Regions from separate parts of the Homo sapiens genome. Here region 2 is linked to region 1. A link is an interaction called in ENCODE POLR2A ChIA-PET data of the cell type or tissue named here. Cell type or tissue: Panc1. All regions are shown on one strand. Links, peaks and the distances in the headings refer to the core of each region. The heading gives the core; the rest is flanking DNA. Region 1 has its middle 35 kb from the start of ARPIN-AP3S2. Region 2 overlaps IDH2-DT (IDH2 divergent transcript).

The links. Peaks named below come from ENCODE experiments on the same cell type or tissue, not always from the same donor. Only the 100,000 strongest peaks of a DNase experiment are listed, where the experiment ranks them.
Region 2: POLR2A ChIA-PET joins it to region 1 with 11 read pairs; 2 of 35 experiments call an interaction of 5 or more read pairs at or near these places.

Annotation. Positions count from the first base shown.
Region 1 is chr15:89,944,833-89,950,211 of GRCh38, forward strand. No RefSeq gene overlaps it. Among named protein-coding and RNA genes, the nearest start is that of ARPIN-AP3S2, 35 kb to the left of the region's middle. In Panc1, for the core only: no CTCF peak of the experiment used is centred there; no DNase peak of the experiment used is centred there.
Region 2 is chr15:90,126,636-90,132,014 of GRCh38, forward strand. The region is part of intron 2 of IDH2-DT (IDH2 divergent transcript); the gene reads left to right. Among named protein-coding and RNA genes, the nearest start is that of IDH2, 27 kb to the left of the region's middle. In Panc1, for the core only: no CTCF peak of the experiment used is centred there; no DNase peak of the experiment used is centred there; H3K4me3 peaks cover 165 bases; H3K27ac peaks cover 1,018 bases.

The DNA of each region.
Region 1 (5,379 bases), core at 198-5,197:
GGGCCTGAACAATGAATTGTTTCCTTTCACTTGGTTTAGAATGTTATAAAAAGGGTATCACTCTGTGTGGTCACCTGAGACATGCTTTTTCCACTCATTATGATACCATCCAGATTCATACTTGCTGTTCCCTGGTTCTTTAATTCATTCACTTTCAAAGCTGTATAATATTCCATTGTGCAAATGTACCAAAATGTATTCATTCATTCTCCTACCAGTTTGGGAGAATTGGGAAGGTGCATGTGTGTGTGCGTATGTGTGTGAATGTGTACTGATAGTGAAAGAGTTCAGTCTTCATCCTCTATGGTTGAAAATCAACAGATGATAACTAAAATTGAAAATGATCAAGAAGTAGCAATATATGTGTAATATTTAGAGATAAAGGAGTAAATATGAGAAGAATCATCAAAAGGAATAAGAGGCCTATGCCGGGTGCAGTGGCTCACGCCTGTAATCCCAGCACTTTGGGAGGCCGAGGCGGGCGGATTCCCTGAGCTCAGGAGTTTGAGACCAGCCTGGGCAACATGGTGAAACCCCGTCTCTACTAAAATACAAAAGATTAGCCAGGCGTAGCAGCGCATGCCTGTAATCCCAGCCACTTGGGAGGCTGAGGCAGGAGAATTGCTGGAACCCAGAGGTGGAGGTTGCATTGAGCCGAGATGGCGCCACTGCACTCCAGCCTCGGCGACAAGAGCAAGACTCTGTCTCAAAAAAAAAAAAAGAGGCCGCGCACGGTGGCTTACGCCTATAATCTTAGCCCTTTGGGAGGCCGAGACGGATGGATCACTGAAGGTCAGGAGGTCAAGACCAGCCTGGCCAACATGGCGAAACCCCATCTCTACTAAAAATACAAAAATTAGCCGGGCGTGGTGGCGAGTGCCTGTAATCCCGACTACTCAAGAGGCTGAGGCAGGATAATTGCTTGAACCTGGGAGGCAGACGTTGCAGTGCACTGAGATCGTGCCACTGCGCTCCAACCTGGGTGACAGAGTGAGACTCCGTCTCAAAATAAAAAAAAAAAAAAAGAAAAAAAGGAATAAGAGTGATTTCCTCTGGGGAGAAGGAGATGGTAGAGGGAGGATGGAGATTTCTGTTTCTCATAACAAGACTAATTCGATGATTTGGCTGTTCCACTAAGCTCATGCATAACATTGAAAAATTAAGGATAACTAGCAGAATAACAAAAATAGCATACATAACTTGCAAACCACAACTGCAAAAAAAAAATGGGACAAAGAAAATGTGATAAATTCAGCAGATGATACGAAAAGAAACAAGAAAAATAATCCTTAAAAACAATTATTTTTGGCGGGGCGCGGCTGCACATGCCTGTAATCCCAGCACTTTGTGAGGCTGATGGGGGAGGATCACTTGAGGTCAGGACTTTGAGACCAGCCTGGCCAACATGGTGAAACCCTGCCTCTACTAAAAAACAAAAATTAGCTGGGCGTGGTGGCACGCGCCTATAGTCCCAGCTACTCAGGAGGCTGAGACAGAAGAATTGCTCAGAACCGGGAGGCGGAGGTTGCAGTGAGCCGAGATTGTGTTACTGCACTCCAGCCTGGTGACAGAGCGAGACTCCATCTCAAAAAATAAAATAATAATAAATTAGCTGGGCGTGGTGGCCCATGCCTGTAATCCTAGATACTCTGGAGGCTGAGGCAGGAGGTTTACCTGAGCCTTGGGAGGTTGAGGGCCTAGGCAACAGAGACCCTCTCTCAAAAAAAAGCAAAAACAAAAACAAACAATAACAAAACTGATTGCATTTAAAAAAATAAGAAAAATCCCACCAAGTATATACATGAAAAACGGAAATTTGAGAAATAGCAGATAAAACTGTCATTATAGTGGGAGAACCTTAGAAATCATCAGATCAAGAAGACAAAAAATGAACATTCTGTTGGAAGTTTTTCTCAAGTTCAAGACAACTGTTTCTCCTAACAAACTTCCTGCTTTGGGGGAGGCGTCTTTCTACTTTAACAATTTCCCACTGCCTGTGGCCAAAGGTTGTCACTCAGCAACGCAACAAGTCTTGCAGGGCTACGTAAACTGCTGGATTCAATATTCAAATGCAAACTTTGGGATGTTATAGTTCTAAGGGAAGAAAAGTGTTTTGTCCTTTACCCTCCTAGATTCTCTGGCTGGGACGCTGCAAACTAGACTGACAGAAGACAGATTGACAAGAGAAAAACAAACAAGTTTATTAACTTGTGCACATGATGTGAAAGAAACCTTGGTGATGAGTAACTCACATTGGTGGTTACGACTTGGGCTTATACAGCACCTTAGCAAAAAAAACAATGAATTTCTAGAGAAGTCACATGACAAAGGAGATAGGTTTTAGGCTTCCCTGGGCAGCAAACTGTGGGAAGGTAAATATATGGGGGAAACTAATGGAATAAGGTTTGTGTGTGCAAGTCCATCTCAGCGCCAATTTCCCCTCTTTCTCATGGCCATAAAACTTCCCTGGGAGAGGGAATTTATGGCAGTCTTCTTTTCTCAGAAGTTTCTGCTTTTAGTCAGATAAGGAAAGCTCCAGGAAGGCTTCTTTCTGCATCTGTTGATTCTCATTTACCTCCGGCTCAAAATAATCCTTATGCCAAAGTGGCACATTTTGTGGTGGCATATTTTGCAAGTGTCTCCTACTGACACACAGCACTTCCTGCTCTCTATCCAAACCTGTTCTCTAACCTAAGGCTCCTGAGCACTAGCAATGTTGGTACAATAAAAACCGCCCTTTATCTTCCCCTTTCCAGTAACTTGTGAATAATGCATGAAGCTTGTGGGCAGAGACACATAGACAGCTGATTTATGCTCTTAGATATATAAACACGAAAGGTGAATGCCAGCTGTCAGGAAAAACTTATTCAGAACTTCCAACCCAAAATAAATGAGGATTTGAATAGTACAATAAGAATCAGCTAAATCTATTTTTTTTGTTGTTGTTCATTCAATAAGTATTCACTGAACACCTACTATAGGCCATGCATTGTGCTAGGTGCTGCGGATAGAGCAGTGAAAAAAAGCAACCATTGTACTGGATATTCTAGCTAATTCATTAATATTTTTTAAGTATAAATACTAGAAAAGATGAGATAAAGCTGTCATTATTTGTATCACTCCAAGAGAAACAACTTTAAAATTTTGTAGGTTGGGCCTGGTGGCTCACCCCTATAATTCCAGCACTTTGGGAGGCCAAGGCAGGTGGATCACTAGAGCCCAGGAGTTCAAGACCAGCCTGGGCGACATGGCGAAACCCCGTCTCTACAAAAACTACCAAAAGTATCCGGGCGTGGTGGCACACACCTGTGGTCTCAGCTACTTGCAAGGCTGAGGTGGGAGGATCACTTGAGTCCGAGAGGTAGAAGCTGCAGTGAGCCATGGTCACGCCACTATACTCCAGCCTGGGTGACAAAGTGAGATTTTGTCTCAAACAAAAGAAAAGAAAACAAAACAAAACCCTGTAATAAGTAAAACTAGTAATGCAGCTAGATACAGGATCGTATGTAGGTTAAGTATCCCTTATTTGAAATGCCTGGGTTCCATAAGTGTTTTGGATTTTGGTGGGGTTTTTTTGGATCCTGGAATATTGGAATTGAGGATGGGACCCAAGGCCAAACATGAAAGTCATTTATGTTTCATATACACTTTATACACGTGGCTTAAAGATCATTTTATAGAATATTTTTATTAATTTTGTGCATGAAACAAAGTTTATATATTGAACCATAAAAAGCAAAGGTGTCACTCTCTCAGCCACCCATCTGGACAATCTGTGGTTGTTTGGCATCACTGCCATTCTTGACTCTGAATTTTTATGTTACCGATAAGCAGTCTTTTCTTATTCACACAAAAGTACTTAACAGTAAAAAAATATATATATGACACACTATTAATACAATGAAAAAAAATAACATGTTCCCGGTAACTAGGCAGCATCGTAGCATCACCAGAATCTGTATCAGCTGTGAAACAACAGCAACTAACGACAGCATTCAGTCTCCACCTACGATGCTGTGTTTTGATTAAAAGGTTATTGTACTTCGCATTTTATTTTTTAGATGAGAAGAAACATCAGAAGCAGTTAAGGGACCAGGAAGTGGGTCCTCTGGGGATAAGGAGGCACTCTGTTGGATGGCTTTTTTTGAATGTTTTCTCTGGAGTCATCTGCCTCATTAACAACGGTTCTTTGTCTTAGAACTCTCTCTTTGATTTTACAAACTCACACGATTTTTTGTTCGGTTATGAATGTACACTGCTCTAGTCGTCCAATAAGCCCATCACATATTTTCACCATGTTGTCTATAGTCATTTTTTTTTTTTTGAGATGGAGTTTTGCTCTTGTTGCCCAGGCTGGAATGGAATGGCACGATTTCACCTCACTGCAACCTCCACCTCCCAGCTTCAAGCGATTTTCCTGCCTCAGCCTACCCAATAGCTGGGATTACAGGCACCCGCCACCATGCCTGGCTAATTTTTTGTGTTTTTAGAAGAGACAGGAGTTCACCATGTTGGCCAGGCTGGTCTCGAACTCCTGACCTCAGGTGATCCACCCCTCTTGGCCTCCCAAAGTGCTGGGATTACAGGCGTGAGCCACCATGCCTAGCCAGCATCATCTTTCTCATCACTACCATCACAATCACCTTGATTCAGAACCACTTCAGCTATTTCACCATTGGTCAATGAATGAACAACGGGAGGTTCATTAGCAGTGTTAAAAATTTCCTTGATATCCACTCCTTGTAGGTTACTGACAGACTCTGAAGATATATTTTTGGCGTATGTAAGAAGGTCAAACATTATTTTTGTTCTCACTTGACATAAAAAAAAATCCTTCAAAGTCACCACTTTGTTCATCATGATCACTGAACGTAGTCCCAGGCCAGAGGTTTTGCCAGGCATGCACAGCTGTGTCTTTGGTCACTGTTTCAAGCGCTGGCAATAGCATATATGGCATCCTTCCTGCTAAACGCCTTTTGAAAACTTTCCTTCCCCATGCCTCTGTTCACTGCTGCTAGCATATTGTTCAAGAAAGTGTTTTCATAATTACTCTTCATTGATCTAAGGATATCCTGGTCACGTGGCTGAATTGATGAAATCACATTTGGGGGAAAGTACATGGCATAAACACTATTTGTGTGTGTGTGTGAGTGTGTCTTTTTAGTAGAGATGGGTTTCACCATGTTGGCCAGGCTGGTCTCGGACTCCTGACCTCAGGTGATCCACCCACTTCGGCCTCTCAAAGTGCTGGGATTACAAAAAAATACAAAAAATATTTTTTTCGTGTGAGCCACCACGGCCGGCTGATAAATACTATTTTTGATGAGAACTTCAGCGGGAGGATGAGCAGAACAGCTGTCAGGTATCTGGGATTACAGG
Region 2 (5,379 bases), core at 278-5,277, 180 kb after region 1:
TGTCTCCTTTTGGATCTTGTGGAGTATAGCCCAGGACGTGGCAACTGCACAAGAGCTTAGGGCAGCTTCAATATCCTTCTTAGGGACTCCTTCCTCTGGCAATTGTGTCCCCCTCCTGGAGGACACAGCCCCAGAGGTGACCTTTTCCCTTCCAGGCTCCAAGCTGTTTAACATTCTCATCCACCAGCACCTCCCCCCACTGCAGGGCGGCTATTTCAGGAATGCCGGGACGTGCACGTAGGGCATCCTGGCCAGCCACTTGCTGGCCAGCCACTTGCCGAATGCACCCTGTCAGGTGCTCACAAGGTCGTCCAGATGGCTAGAAAGAGAGCAGCAGCCTTAGGAAGGGGCTGCCTGCTCCTAGGCTCACAGCCCCTTGATACTTGCATTCTCTAATTAGGAATGCCTTGGCCAACAGACCCTAGAAGTCCACTGCCCTCGTGTATTTCAAAACCTGGATCCAAACTACCATTTCTTAGTTTCATCTCACTTCTGCCCATTGCTTCTCTACCCCTGCAAGTGACAACAGAGACAGTCATAAATAATGTTGGCAACTTCACGCACGGAGTGCTTGCTCTAGAATTATCCTATTTAATCCTCATAACAACCCTATGAAGTAGGTACTATTTTTATCCCAGTTCTGTAGATGAGAAGTCCAAGACTTGGGGTGGTATGTTAACTTGCCCACAGTCATATAGAAGGACTGTCTGGGGAACCCAAGTGTCTTAATCAGTGTTTTTTCTTTTACTTTTTTTTTTTTTTTTTTTGAGATGGAGTTTTGCTCCTGTTGCCCAGGCTGGAGTGCAATGGTGCAATCTTAGCTCACTGCAACCTCCACCTCCCAGATTCAAGTGATTCTCCTGCCTCAGCCTCTCAAGTAGCTGGAATTATAGGCACCCGCTACCATGCCCAACAAATTTTTGTATTTTTATTTTATTTTATTTTATTTTGAGACACAGTCTCGCTCTGTTGCCCAGGCTGGAGTGCAGTGGTGTGATCTTGGCTCCCTGCAAGCTCCTCCTCCCAGGTTCACGCCATTCTCCTGCCTCAGCCTCCCAAGTAGCTGGGACTACAGGTGCCCGCCACCACGCCTGGCTAATTTTTTGTATTTTTAGTAGAGACGGGATTTCACCGCGTTAGCCAGGATGGTCTTGATCTCCTGACCTCATGTTCCGCCCGCCTCGGCCTTTCAAAGTGCTGGGATTACAGGTCAGCCACCGCGCCCGGCCAAATTTTTGTATTTTTAGTAGAGACAGAGTTTCACCATGTTGGCCAGGCTGGTCTCAAACTCCTGACCTCAACCTCAGGTGATCTACCTACCTTGGCATCCCAAAGTGTTGGGATTACAGGCATGAGCCACCGTGCCTGGCCCTTTTTTTTTTTTTTTAGATGGAATTTTCGCTCTTTTGTTGCCCAGGCTGGAGTGCCGCGTCGCGATCTTGACTCACTGCAATCTCCACCTCCCAGGTTCAAGCGGTTCTCCTGCCTCAGCCTGCTAAGTGGCTGGGATTACAGGCACACACCACCACACCCAGCTATTTTTTTTTTTTTTGTATTTTTAGTAGAGATGGGGTTTCACCATGTTGGCCAGGCTGGTCTCAAACTCCTGACCTTGTGATCGGCCCACCTCAGACCCCCAAAGTACTGCGATTACAGGTGGGAGCCACTGCACCCGGCCTATCAGTGTTTTTTCTTTTTCCTTCAACTGTCTTTCTTTACACAGTATCCTTGTTCCACACGTGATTATTTTGCATCTTTGACATGTTGCTTATTACTAAACATTCTCAGCACAGAGGCAGTAGTAGAAGCCATGAGTCTGATAAGTTTGCTGAAGGAGAGAGTGTGCTATGAGGACGGATCGTTGACAAGACCCTGGAGGACACAAGGACCTAAGAGCCCCTAAGAGGAGACAGAGAAGGTGCTGTCCCACAAAGTGCAAGATGTCCCAGGAGAGAGGTGTCCAGGGGATGACTGTGCGGGGGAAGCTCCGAAGTGGACAAGTCAACGAGCACCGGAAGGTGTCCCAGGGATCTGGCAATCAAGAGGCCATCAGTGAGCCAGGCAGGGTCTGTTTCTTCATTTCTTTGCCAGTGGGTGAGGAGGCTGTAGCAGGGAAGGCAGGAGACCCCATAGGTGGGTGGAGGAAAGGCAGGGAGGTCACAAAGTAGGGCCAGCCAGTGTAGACTTCCCTTCCAAGAAGGAGAAAGACGGAGAGAGACACTAGGTGGAAGAAGGGCTTTTGGGATTTGGGTTTTAGTTTTAGCTTTTTGTTTTTGTTTTTGTTTTTTAAAAAACACAGTTTCGGCAGGGCGCGGTGGCTCACGCCTGTAATCCCAGCACTTTGGGACGCCAAGGCGGGGAGATCACAAGGTCAGGAGATCAAGACTACCCCGGCCAACATGGTGAAACCCCATCTCTACTAAAATAAAATAAAATAAATTAGCCAGGAGTGGTGGTGCATGCCTGTAGTCCCAGCTACTCGGGAAACTGAGGCAGGGGAATTGTTTGAACCTGGGAGGCAGAGGTTGCAGTGAGCCGAGATCCTGCCACTGCACTCCAGCCTGGCAACACAGCGAGACTCCGTCTCAAAAAAAAACAAACAAACAAAAAAAACAAACATAAACACAGTTTCACTCTGTCGCCCAGGCTGGGGTGTAGTGGTACCATCTTGGCTCACTGCAACCTCCACCTCCCAGATTCAAGCAATTCTTGTACCTCAGCCTCCCAAGTAGCTGGGATTACAGGCACATGCCACCATGCCTGGCTATTTTTTGTATTAGTAGAGACGGGGTTTCACCATGTTGGCCAGGCTGGTCTCAAACTCCTGACCTCAAGCGATCCACCTGCCTCAGCCTCCCACAGTGTTGGGATTACAGGCGTGAGCCACTGCGCCCTGCCGAAACTGTGTTTTTTTAAAAACTAAACTAAGGCACCAGGCCTTAGTTTTAGTTTAGTTTTGTTTTAAGCTGGGAATGCCCTTAGCAGATTTCTATGCTGAGGAAAGGGAGCTAGTAGAGGTGAGGCTGAAGATGCTAGCAAGAGGACAGTGATGGCTGACACCATAGATGTAGGGGGATCGAAGTCCCAGACCAGAGAACACTCCCCTGCCCTCCTGGTTTGGTGGGAGCTAGATGGCTCCTGCCTTGTGGCCTGTATTTTCTCGAAGGAGGTGGCAGAGGGTGAGGGAATGAGTAGTTGGGGGACTGAGGATAGTGGAGGAGGCGTGTAACAGCCAGTCTGAGAGGAAAAGAGAAGGGGTTGCCAAGAGAAACAACTGAAATAGGAAGTAATACAGATGCTCCTCGATTCGCAAGGGGCTACAGCCCCATAAACCTGTTGTATGTGGAAAATGCATTTAATGTGGACAGCACAGCAGACAGTCCCCCGACTGATAATGGTTTGATTTCAGATGTTTCAACTTTATGATGGTGTGAAAGCATTACACTTTCAGTAGAAACCATAACCCCATCGTAAGTCATAAGGAGTTCTTTGACTTAGGTTGGGGCTACATCCTAATAAACCAATCACAAAGTTGAAAAATCCAGAATGGAAGCATTGGAAGTTGGAGACCATCTGTACAGGTGCAGTGGGACCATCTCTGCAGGTGTCAGGGCCCCAGCAGCTGAGACTAGACTTGGCAGATGCTGATTATGGGTTCGGTCTGCAGCCCATAACCTTGTCCATTGTCTCCTTTTTTACTGCTTTTGCCACCAGAGAAAGACACTCTCCCTCCAGGTTCTGGGAACCGCTCACCATGGCCCCCCATTTAAAACTCCACGAGGCTGGGCACAATGGCGCACACCTGTAGTCCTAACTACACAGGAGGCTCAAGCAGGAGGATGGCTTGAGCCCAGGAGTTCTGGGCTGTAGTGCACTGTGCCAACCGGGTGTCCACACTATGTTCAGCATTAATATGGTGACCTCCCAGGAGCGGGGGACCAGCAGGTTGCTTAAAGAGGGGTGAACCGACCCAGGTCAGAAATGAAGCAGGTCAAAACTCCTGTGCCGATCAGCAGTGGGATCCTGCCTATGAATAGCCACCACACTCCAGCCTGGACAACATAGTGAGACCCTGCCTCTAAAATAAATAAATAAATAAATAAATGAATAAAGGCTGGGCGCAGTGGCTCACACCTGTCATCCCAGCACTTCAGCCTTTCGACTCTTGGACAACATAGTGGTTTGCCAGGGGCTCCCCAGCCTTTGGCCACAGACTGAAGGCTGCGCTGTCAGCTTCCCTACTTTTGCAGTTCTGGGGACTGAGCCTCTACTGGCTTCTTTGCTCCTCAGCTTGCAGCCAGCCTATCATGGGACTTCACCTAGTGATGGTGTGAGTCAATTCTCCCTAATAAACTCCCTTTCGGCCGCGCACGGTGGCTCATGCCTGTAATCCCAGCACTTTGGGAAGGCGAGGCAGGCAGATCACCTGAGGTCAGAGGTTCAAGACCAGCCTGGCCAACATGGTGAAACCCTGTCTCTACAGAAATACAGAAATTAGTCGGGCATGATGGTGGGTGCCTGTAATCCCAGCTACTTGGAAGGCCAAGGTGGGAGAATCACTTGAACCCAGGAGGTGGAGGTTGCAGTGAGCTGAGATTGCGCCATTGCACTCCAGCCTGGGTGACAGAGTGAGACTCAGTCTGAGAAAAATAAAAAATAATTTAAAAAAAAACTGTTTCATACATACATCTATCCTGTTAGTTCTGTCCCTCTAGAGAACCCTCACTAATCCACTCACTTTCTTAAGATCACTTAACATGCATAGTAACCCCCCATACAAAATAAGGAAGTTAGTCATTTTGCCCAGAACAGAGCAGGACTCCCAGTTCCAGGTCAGTGATTATCCCATTTTGTCACAGGATGTACCACAAGATCCCCTGAGGCTTCCTCTTATTTGATCAAATAGAAAATACACTCTTAGAGGCGGGGCACGGTGGCTCACGCCTGTAATCCCAGCACTTTGGGAGGCAGAAGCAGGCGGATCACGAGGTCAGGAGTTTAAGACCAGCCTGGCCAACATAGTGAAACCCCGTCTCTACTAAAAATATAAAAATTAGCTGGGCATGCTGGTGGGCACCTGTAATCCCTGCTACATGGGAGGCTGAGACAGGAGAATGGCTTGAACCCGGGAGGCGGAGGTTTCAGTGAGCCGAGATCATGCCATTGCACTCCAGCCCGGGTGACAATGCAAGACTCTGTCTCAAAAAACAAAAAAAGAAAATACATTCTTAGAATTGACCTCCCTGTAGTCAACATAGATGGAATTTATTGCAAGCATTGGTCCTTTTCCCTTGAAAAAGATTTGCCTGTTCAATAATTTAGATCTGAGTTTCATTAGGAGGGAAATAGGCTTCCGTTCTGATCTATCAGTAGTGGTTG